Linked DNA regions of Homo sapiens: region 2 is linked to region 1. A link is a contact called in ENCODE Hi-C or POLR2A ChIA-PET data. All regions are on one chromosome and are shown on one strand. The core of a region is the stretch at or near the end of the contact, and the rest is flanking DNA. Distances in the headings are between cores, read along the strand shown. Region 1 has its middle 37 kb from the start of KU-MEL-3. Region 2 has its middle 180 kb from the start of LINC02533.

Region 1 (5,052 bases), core at 969-3,468:
GGTAAACAATATTAGATAACCATAACAATGTTAATACCGACTCAGGAACACATGACTCATGATTATGATGTAACCCCATTTTGGAGTATGAGGAAAATGGAGGAGGAGAAGTAGTTTATGAAAACAATATCCTTATCTTTCTAATAGGAAGTCAATAATACACTAAAATAGATTAATCAACAAGTTGCAGAATAAACGTATCATTTTGAAATGTGAACGTAAATACTGGAAGAAAGAGAGGAAGGAAAGGAAAATGGTAGTATTCAGCAAGAAAATTGGGGAGTTAGGTCAGAAACTTTTTTTTTTTGTATTGAGTATTTGACAAAATATATGAGTGTTATTATGTTGATAAAATAAAAATTAATCTAACACTTCAGTATCAGAATGGGAAAAAGTATGGCTGGAAAACAAGGTTTTCCGAGCCTGGGAGAGGTTACAGACATGATCTCGGGGAATATGCCGTGACTTTGAGTAGTGTGGAAAGCCGCCTTTTATTTTCAGTTAGTTAAAAAAATTCTGCATTTGTTGTATTCTGATGGAATTATTATAAATGTGAAGTTATAAAGCCTGTTGTAATTGAATGAGGAATTGCCACATAAATATGTCCTTAACATCATATTAGATAGTTCTTTACAGTTTTCAAGGAGATTTCATATACATTGCCTTCTTTAAACCTCACTTTAGCTCCGTGAGCCCAGTGTTATTATAGACAGCATCTTCAGTTTGTAGCTGTGTTTCAGCTAAAAGATCTGCTGAGGGTCACACTGGTGGTAAGTACCTGGGGATGGACTACAAACTCATCACTGTCACTAAGAACTCCATAATATACATAGTTGAATCACAAAACAATTTTAAACATGTTGATTTATTTATCTGCTTGTTTTCATAACTATAACCTGATGACTTGAACAGTTGGTAGCAGGATAGAACATATATTGATGTTGCTTTGAATACATTTCAATATCTGTGCAGCAATTACTTGCTGTGTGACCTTGGGAACATTATTTAATTTATCTGAGCCTCTTTTTCTCCACCTGAAAAAGGATATTACTACCTTTCTCATAAGGTTGTTCTTCAGAGTTAACGTAAGTAAAATGCTTATGACAGTACCTAGAAGTTAGTATGGACTCAATAATTGCTTAATATTAGATCATTTTTGTTAACTATACAAATAACTAAGATTATTTGATAATTACTGCCTGCTATCTTTTGTATGAGAACCGCAATACTGCCTCACTATCAAATGATGATATTGAGTTCTCCTAGTGAAATGCTCAGTTAAAAAAGTGACACGTTCATATGTGAACATCAAAGTTAAACTGAAATTACTTTAAAAATTAATTTACTTTTGAAGATCACCTTCCTAGTAATGTGAGTCACTAAGAATCTGAGTACATAGATATAAATCCTGCTTTTGTAAGATAGCATATATGCAGAGAAAAATGTGGATAAGTACATATCAAACAGTTGACAGTGGTTATCTCTAAGGATTGGGATCATGGTAGGGGTGCATTGATCTAATTTATTTATTGTTTTTAGTGCTTTTTTAAAAAATAGAAAGCATATACTGCTTTTATTATCTGAAAAAATATGATTTAAAAATGTTTATGTAAAAAACAAGCCTTACAGAAATCACAGCCTTATCAGAAATGTTTGACATGACTTGCCCCACACCGGCTTCTAGTGAAATGCTCTGAGATCTCCCTGAGGATTGACATCCCGCTGACAGGTCTCTAGTTCTAGGATTTCCAAAGGTACCGATGAACCACTTGTACCATAGAATTTGCATCTGGTTTCCACGTAGGAGGTGTGTTCTGTGGGGCTCCCTGGGCTTGGTAGGCAAAACATTTTAGGAACAGAGAAAATGTGTTGGCTTTAAAGAAGAGATTTCACTGCTGGTCTTTCCAGCTATGACCTGTGACCGGCTGTGGGCATTACTGTAGTCAAAGCCATTTTAGTTAAACATATTTATAAGCAGAGTTAAAAAGGGACTGTGGCTGCTATCTCACACCCCAAGATGACATTCAAGCTTTGCGTTTTCAGTTATTCCTAAAGTTATTTCTAAAACCAATGCTGCACTCAATTTTAGTCTCTCTCTCTCTCCCCTTCCTGCCCATCCGGGGTCTAGCCAAAGCTCCCTTCCTCAACTCCAGCTCCATCTCTCCAGGTTTTCCCTCTGCCCGGTTCTCCCGGGAGCGAGAGGGGGTGGGGACAGGCGGCTTTGGCGTCAACAGCAGCACGAGCTGCGGCTTCCTGCCTCCCCAGGCGGCTTCGGTTCCAAGGGTGCCTGGCTGCCTAGCGTCCCGCAGTGTCCAGGGCTTTCAGACCTCACCTAAGGTCCTAAAGATGTCCTCATTCTCCAGAATGGCACTGCCTCTACCAAGGAGGACACTTTGAAGTGTTGGTCCTGGCTACAGGCGCCCTCTGCTACTGACTGGTACCTGTGAGTCTATATAAAAGCCATAGAGCCAATTCCTCACACCCTCAGCAAATGAAACCTGCCCGTGGGATGCCCTTTGGCTTTTATTTCACGAGTGATCAGAAGCTGGCTACCGCCCTGGTGGCAAGTGTGAGCTTACTGTCACTTACTGTCTGGGCAGCAGTTTATGACATCTGTATGGTTTTAACTCTCAACCTTTACACTCTCTTGAATAACAAACTTGAAAAGAGATGACTCCCGGGAAGAACCTCCCCAATTTTGTTGTTGTTGTTTGTTTGTTTTTCTTCTTTGAGATGGACTCTGACTCTGTTGCCCAGGCTGGAGTGCAGTGGCGTGATCTCGGCTCACTGTAACCTCTGCCTCCTGGGTTCAAGTGATTCTCCCACCTCAGCCTCCCAAGTATCTGGGATTACAGGCACCCGCCATCATGCCCAGCTAATTTTTGTATTTTGTATTTTTAGTAGAGATGGGGTTTTGTCATGTTGGCCAGGCTGGTCTTGAACTCCTGACCTCAGGTGATCCACCTGTCTAGGCCTCCCAATGTGCTGGGATTATAGGGCCAAGAACCGCCTTTCACAGGAATTGAGAACATTTAAAAAGGATGTCATAGGCCATGTTCCGAAGAAAGGGAACCTTATGAGATTATTGATGACAGATTCTGAGGAATTAGCTGAGCTTTCTGATGGGTCATCAGAAATGTGGGTGGGAGACAAAGGCTGTTCCAAAGTGTTCCAGGCCAAGGTCAGAGCAAAACTCGTGCATGTGTTGGGTATCTGGCCCCATTCGAGGTTGCTTTGGCCGGACGTGGTGGCTGACGCCTGTAATCCCAGCACTTTGGGAGGCTGAGGTGGGCAGATCACGAGGTCAGGAGTTAGAGACCAGCCTGGCCAACACAGTGAAACCCCGTCTCTACTAAAGATACAAAAATTAGTTGGGTGTGGTGGTGTGCGCCTGTAGTCCCAGCTACTCGGGAGACTGAGGCAAGAGAATTGCTTGAACCCAGGAGGTGGAGGTTGCAGTAAGCCGAGATTGTGCCACTGCACTCCAGCCTGGGTGACAAAGTGAGACTCTGTCTCAAAAAAAAAAAAAAAAGTAATGATGATAACAATAATCAACTAATGTTTACTGGATACCTGCTATGTGCATGACCTTACTCATTTGGGTCTCACCACAAGCCTAGGCGAAGAAGCCCAAAGCACGTGCCATCCAACATCCCCTAGTCTAGTCCTTATGCTTGCTCTGATGAGATGAGCACAAGGCTGGCTGCAGAGGAGAAAGTTCTTTCCAAGGCTTAAGGTACCCTTTATGTCCTCAGCCTTTATTGAGGGTTGGTGTGAGAAACAGCCCTGTGACAAACATCTCTGAAGGTGTTCTTTATCTGTTATTGACTGCGGTCCATTTCCTTGTCTAGTGGCTTTAAAAGAAAACCATATGTCATAAATTCCTTTGGGAGTTAAAGGTTGTTTCTCTTGATGGTTTTTTGTGCTTCCTTTCATTAGACGGATGTCTTGGTCTAAGGCCTAGAGATTCTGATTCAGTGCGTTTGAGTAGGGTGAGATGACCAGACTTTGAAGATGCCCCCTCCCTTTGAGTCCGAGGCACAGCCAGGGCTAGGAACCCCTCCTGTGGCTCTTGGTCAGCTCCCCCTGTAGTCCCTGATTGGGATCACAGAGCTAAGATTTGTGCTCCTTTTACCTAGGTTTTCTGACAGAATTTTTGCACCCTTTTCATGTCTTGTCTCTTTTCTTGTCTCTTGTCTCTTGCTGTTTTGCTTCCCTTCCCTTAATATTTTTAGAATTCATATATCATTTATTGTAAAATACCTTGTCTGCTTTCAGCATAAAACCAAATGAATGAAAGAATGGGTGTCATTCTCCACCTAAAGTTTCCAACAGGATTTTCCTTAAAACACCTCCTTATTCTTTCTTTCTGTCATTCTTTCACCTACTTTGCTGTTTTTAATTAATTGCTTGACAAAGTAAACATTTATTTACTTTTGAAAGACACTAATGTATTCTAAAGGGAAACTGGCTCCCTCTCAAATGTCTGGAGCCATCATAATTGTGAAGAGACACTGTTCCAGGAGAAGTAGTTCAACCTTGAGATAATGAGAGGGTTGTCTGGAGAGGACCATAATGAGTTCAAAGGAAGGTGCTGGAATAAATGCAGACACAGAGGTTGTTAATGCAATGTAGAGATTGTCTCATCTCATGGCCCTCCCACCCCATTCCACTGATGTCAGTTTAGTTACTTCCCTTGCTTGCGGTATGTCAACATGCAGCAATTATTTTGTTTTTGTTAACAATGATAGGACTTCAGTGCGATGAACTTGGCCTGCATCCCTGAATGCTGCATTTACAACCAGCTTTCCTTGCTTGACAGCAGACTTCATTGAATAAAAAGAGGCAACTCCAAAGGTTATTGCAAGATTACAGCATAGCAGGTCTGGACAAAGGCACTGTGGAATGTGGGAGGATGACTGACTGGGGCCTGGAGGAAGTGACATTGGCTTCAGTGGGGCACTGTAGAGTCACATAGTAATGCACATGTGACCAGCTGCAGGTGTTTGCTTGATCCTATCTTCTACATAAGAAAAAGAACTTTAAAAAAAT
Region 2 (5,052 bases), core at 1,499-3,998, 330 kb after region 1:
GCTTCATCAAGAATAGCTTCAAGTGAGGGAGGGAATGATCAGGTTTGCTTTCAGGAAAATGGCTGCAGTGTGTTGGTGTGGAAGATGGATGCTACTCAGGAGACTAGAGTTAGGGAGCCCACTTCGGAGGCTACTGGCACAGTGAAGGTGAGAGGAGATAGAGCCTGAGCTAAAGCTACCTATGGGGGACTGACGTGAAACATGTGCCTGTAATAAATCCAGTGCATTGGTAATAGATTTGGGGGAGGGAATGGATTTGTTGATGCAAGAATTTAGGGAAATTTGAGTGTCTACATAAAATGACTGAAAATATTATGATCCAGGAAAGGTTAAGAACCACTCATTTAAGAAAACCGACAAAGAAAAGAACCACTAACTGGGAGAGAGAATAGCCTTAGATTCTGTATGATGTTCTGCACCTTCTTTTTAAATTCCCCGGCTATTGATCTGGAATTTTATGTATAACTCTAGCACCTGCCAGCAAACTCTAAGGTTAGCCTATGCAAGGAAATGAGGAGAAAGAGTGAAATAACTGTATTTAATGGTTTCTGGTTTGACTCTCTACATGGGGCTTGTGACCTTAGCTAAATTGAAGACTTGGATGACTATGAAGGGGACAATCATGAAGTTGGCCCTGACCCTTGCTTGTAGTTCTTTAAAGTCTTTATAGTAATGATTTTATTAAATAAATAGCTTTGCAAAGCCTGTACAATTATTGTTGTCATAATCATTAATGTAACTTATCAAATGGCAGAGACTACTGAAGCTTGCTTGGTTCCTTAAAAGGCATAGGGAATTGGTGGGAAATGCCAAAATCCTGAAATGGTTTTTCATTACAACAAAAGAGAACAATGAGGATACTGTTGTCAGATATCTCAATGAGGCAAATAAAGTATAGAAAGAATTCTTCTTCTTTTAAAAATGACACTTCTTCTGATTGTAAAAATAACCCATAGGCATTGTAAAAGCTGTAAAAATGTAAAAACAGCAAAAACAAGTAAATAAATGCCAACCATATCCCAACAGCCATACATAATTATTATAAACATTTCGATGTATTTTTCGTCTTTCTTCTAAAAATACTTTTTTGTATAATTGGGAGTAATATTGTATTGTACATAACATTTTTGTATCCTAAGATTTTTTTCACTTAGTATTATAATTATGATCTTTCCTACCATCATTATTTTTCAAAAACATGATTGTAATAGCTATTTTTCCTTCTTTATAAGTGCTCCTTCAGTAGATATATTGTGACGAGTATAAAATATGTTTCTTATGTTCTCAAGATATAGCATTAGTTTTATGTTTAAATGCAATCATAGGAACTGGGCCTTTCTATTGCCTTCTTGTCTCTTTTGTGTAGATCTTTCAGTAGAAGCTCTCTTAAATGACCTTCGCTTAGCTGACTCTCCAGATTAACTGACTGACCTTCTGTTTACTCTATTTTTTCATGACCATGCTGAATCCCTATAGCCCAGTAGTCTACTGTGATACACTGATATACTTTTGCTCTTCCTGTTTTATTTGTATGCTTACCAAGAGTTGATTGGGTTTGTTCCCAACCTGTTTCTGCCACCTGTACATATTATAATGACTACACAATTTAATTATATACTTCAGCAATCCATAAAATCTCAGGATTAAAAGAGTGTAATTTCCATGAACATAAAGTAGAATCCTTCAGAAACAGTCTATAAAGAAAAGTCACTTATTTTTACTGAAAAATAATTGTTTATAAAAATCAATCATTTCTATATACTAGGAATTATAATTTGAAACTGAATGTTAAAAAAACAGCATTTATGATTGTTCACAGGATCTATATGCTGAAAACTATGAAACACAGATGAAAGAAATCAAAGAAATCAAAGATCTAGATAAAAGCAGAGATACACAATGTTCATTGATTGGAAAACTCAACATAGTAAGAATGAAAATTTTCCCCAAACACATTTATAAATTTACTGCAGTTCCAATAAAAAGTTCAGCCATATATGTACACATGCTGATTCTAAATTTCAGGTGAAAAGGAAAAGGAATTAGGATAGCTAAAACAATTTTTGAACAAAAAGAATAAAGTTGGATTAATAACACTACTAAAGTAATCAAGATAGTATAATAGGACTTTTGATTTCAAAATGGCAGAGTAAAAGCAAGCTGGTTTCACTCTCCCCACAAAAACCAAAAACAAATACACAGTACTGAGATTATTGCCAGCAATATCCCAGAACTCAAATATCAGAATGAGACAGTTCCCAGGGCAACAGAGCTGTGAAATCACTCGGGGCAGATAGTAAAAGGACTACCGTATCCATGACACCCTTCCCTCCAAGTCTGCCTGGCACAGCACCAAGCATGAGAAAAATTTCTCCCTGACTCACAGTTTCTACACTGGAAAAAGTGAGACTGAGGTGCACAACCAGCTTCTTTACCAACTTGGGCTCCCTACTACAACAGTCCCTGTCTCAACCCATGGGAAGCATCAGGAGTGCCTGAAAGGAGAAATAACCCTGATTACAGCCAGTGACAAAGGTGGGGGTATTACCATTCCCAGACCCTGAAGCTTTACTATGTAACTAGGCCAAAGGAAATGCCAAATTAGTGTGGCTGTGCAGCAGCACTACACTGTGGAAGGTTTGTTCCACAGGTCCCCTGGGCATAAACTCTTAGCCAGCCTTCCCACACTGCCAGGATGTCCCCTTTGAGATCTCTCCCATTTGGAATGGGCAGCACTCTGGTTGTTTACTACAACTGAGGCAACCCTGGGCTTAAGGCACCATCTAGTGCCAAAAAAGAGGCAACAACATCATTGGGGAAAAAAAAAGATAATCTACAATTAAATTACAAAGCATTTCTAGGAAAACTTATCCAATAAAACCCAAAACAATCCAGGCAGAGAAGACTGAAATAAATAATCCTTCAATGCAAAGATGTAAATGTACATCTACAAAAAACAACAGCAAATGGGGAACCATGACCTCCCCAAATGAACAAAACAATAAACCAGTAACTGACCCTAATGAAACTGCAATATGTATGCTCTCAGATCAAAAACTGAAAATAGCAGTTTTAAGAATACTCAGAAATCTCTAAGATAACACAGAAAAGCAATTGAGAAATTTATCAGAGAAATGTAACAAAAAGATTGAAATAATTAAAAAATCAAACAGAAATCATGGAACTGAGAAATACATTTGCTGAATTAAAAAATGCAACAGAGGCTCTCAACAGCAGAATGGTGATATCAAGCAGAGGAAAGAATCAGTTAAGTTGAAGATAGGCTTTTTGAAAATGCACAGAAAAGAAAAAAATGAAAAGAAACAAAGATCACCTAAAAGATATAAAAAATTACCTTAAAAAACAAAATCTAAGAATTACTGGTGATCAAAACAGAGTTGAGTAAGAATAAGGGATAGAAGGTTTATTCAAAGGCATAATAACAGAAAACTTTTAACACTTGAGGAAAAATAAATAACCAGGTACAGAAAGGTCAGAAAACACCAAGCAGATTCAACTCAAATGAGACTACCCCTGGAATAAAATGTTCTACCCCTAATCAAATGTTCAAGAATAAAAAATAAGTAGAGAATCTTAAAAGCAGCAAGAGAAAAGAAGCAAATAACATATAAAGGAGCTCCAATTGATCAGCCAACAGACCTTTCAATGGAAATCATACAGGCCAGGAGGGGGTAGAATGACATTTTCAAACTTCTGAAAGAAAAAAAAGACTGTCATCCAAGAATACTATATCCAACAGAGCTATCCTTCTAATATGAAGCAGAGAAGTCTTTCCCAAACAACAAAAGCTGTGAGAATTTGTCACCAGACCCATCTGACAAAAAATGCTAAAGAGAGCTCTTCAAACTGAAAGAAAAAAATACTAACATGCAAAAACAAACAAACAAAAAAAAGTGTAAATATATAAAACCCACTGGTAAAATTGAGTACATGACAAACCCAGAATACTCTAATACTGTAATTGTGTTCTGCAATCTACTCATAACTCCAGTAAGAAATCTATTAAAAACAATAATACCTACATCAACCTGCTAAAAGATAGACCACCAAACAATTGTTTTGCATTTATTTCTGGGTCCTCTATTCTTTACCATTGGTCTACGTGTCTGTTTTTATTTCATTACTGTGCTGTTTCAGTTAGTATAACTTTGTCATATATTTTGAAGTCAGGTAGTGTGATCCCTCCACCTTTGCTCTTTTTGCTCAGATTGCTTTGGTTACCTGGAGTATTTTGTGGTTCCAAACAAATTTTAGGATTACTTTTTCTATTTCTGTAATGAATGTCATTGCATTTTGATAGGGATTGAATTGAATCTGTACATTGTTTTGGGTAGCCTGGTCATTATAACAATATTAATTATTTCAATCCATGAACATGGAATGTCCTTCTATTTTGTTTTATCGTGTTCGATTTTTTTCATCAGTATTTTATTGTTTCTCTTGTGGAAGTCTTTCACTACTGTGGTTAAATTTATTTCTCAGTATTTTTTTCTTTGCTATTATAAATTGGATTGCTTTCTTGATTTCTTTTTCAGCCAGCTCGTTGTTAATGTATAGAATCACTACTGATTTGCAGCAGAGAGGTGGGTCTCATTTTTCTAAAAATTTATTCAGCCAGTCTATATATTTTAATTGAAGAATGTGATCTATTTAGATTAAAGGTTATTATTGGTATGTGAGTACTTACTCTGTTTGTTATTTGTATTTTGATGCCTTTGCATATTTTTTGTTTCTTTCTTCCTCTGTTATTGTTTATCTTTGCATTTTGGTGGTTTTCTGTAGTGATGCATTTTAACTACTTTTTCTTTCTTCTTTATGTCTCTGTTCTGCCAGTGAGTTTTACACATTCATGTGTTTTCATGATGGTAGATATCATTCTTTTGCTTCCAGATATAGGTCTCCCTAGTGTTTCTTGTAAGACCAGTCTAGTGGTAATGAATTCCATTTTTGTTTGTCTGGAAAAGACTTTATTTCTCCCTTCATTTTTGAAGGATAGTTTTTCTGGGTATGAATTCTTGGTTGTAAGTCTTT

The links. Hi-C counts contacts between places; a loop is a spot of excess contacts on that map. ChIA-PET counts read pairs that join two places held with the same protein, here RNA polymerase II (POLR2A). Pooled maps may share reads with other maps.
Region 2: a loop to region 1 is called in a pooled map, with 5 times the contacts of the local background. The contact joins two enhancer-like sites. A Hi-C loop is called at or near these places in 2 of 168 maps with a recorded cell type or tissue (mammary epithelial cell and sciatic nerve) and 3 of 50 pooled maps. POLR2A ChIA-PET finds 5 or more read pairs at or near these places in 2 of 52 experiments (A549 and A673).

Annotation. Positions count from the first base shown.
Region 1 is chr6:4,644,942-4,649,993 of GRCh38, reverse strand. No RefSeq gene overlaps it. Among named protein-coding and RNA genes, the nearest start is that of KU-MEL-3, 37 kb to the right of the region's middle. RefSeq lists a silencer at 2,045-2,339 and an enhancer at 2,045-2,339. Within about 2 kb of position 2,218, at least 11 of the 41 ENCODE cell types and tissues checked have a DNase peak (open chromatin) inside an H3K27ac peak, as active enhancers do.
Region 2 is chr6:4,310,852-4,315,903 of GRCh38, reverse strand. No RefSeq gene overlaps it. Among named protein-coding and RNA genes, the nearest start is that of LINC02533, 180 kb to the left of the region's middle. Within about 2 kb of position 2,748, at least 16 of the 41 ENCODE cell types and tissues checked have a DNase peak (open chromatin) inside an H3K27ac peak, as active enhancers do.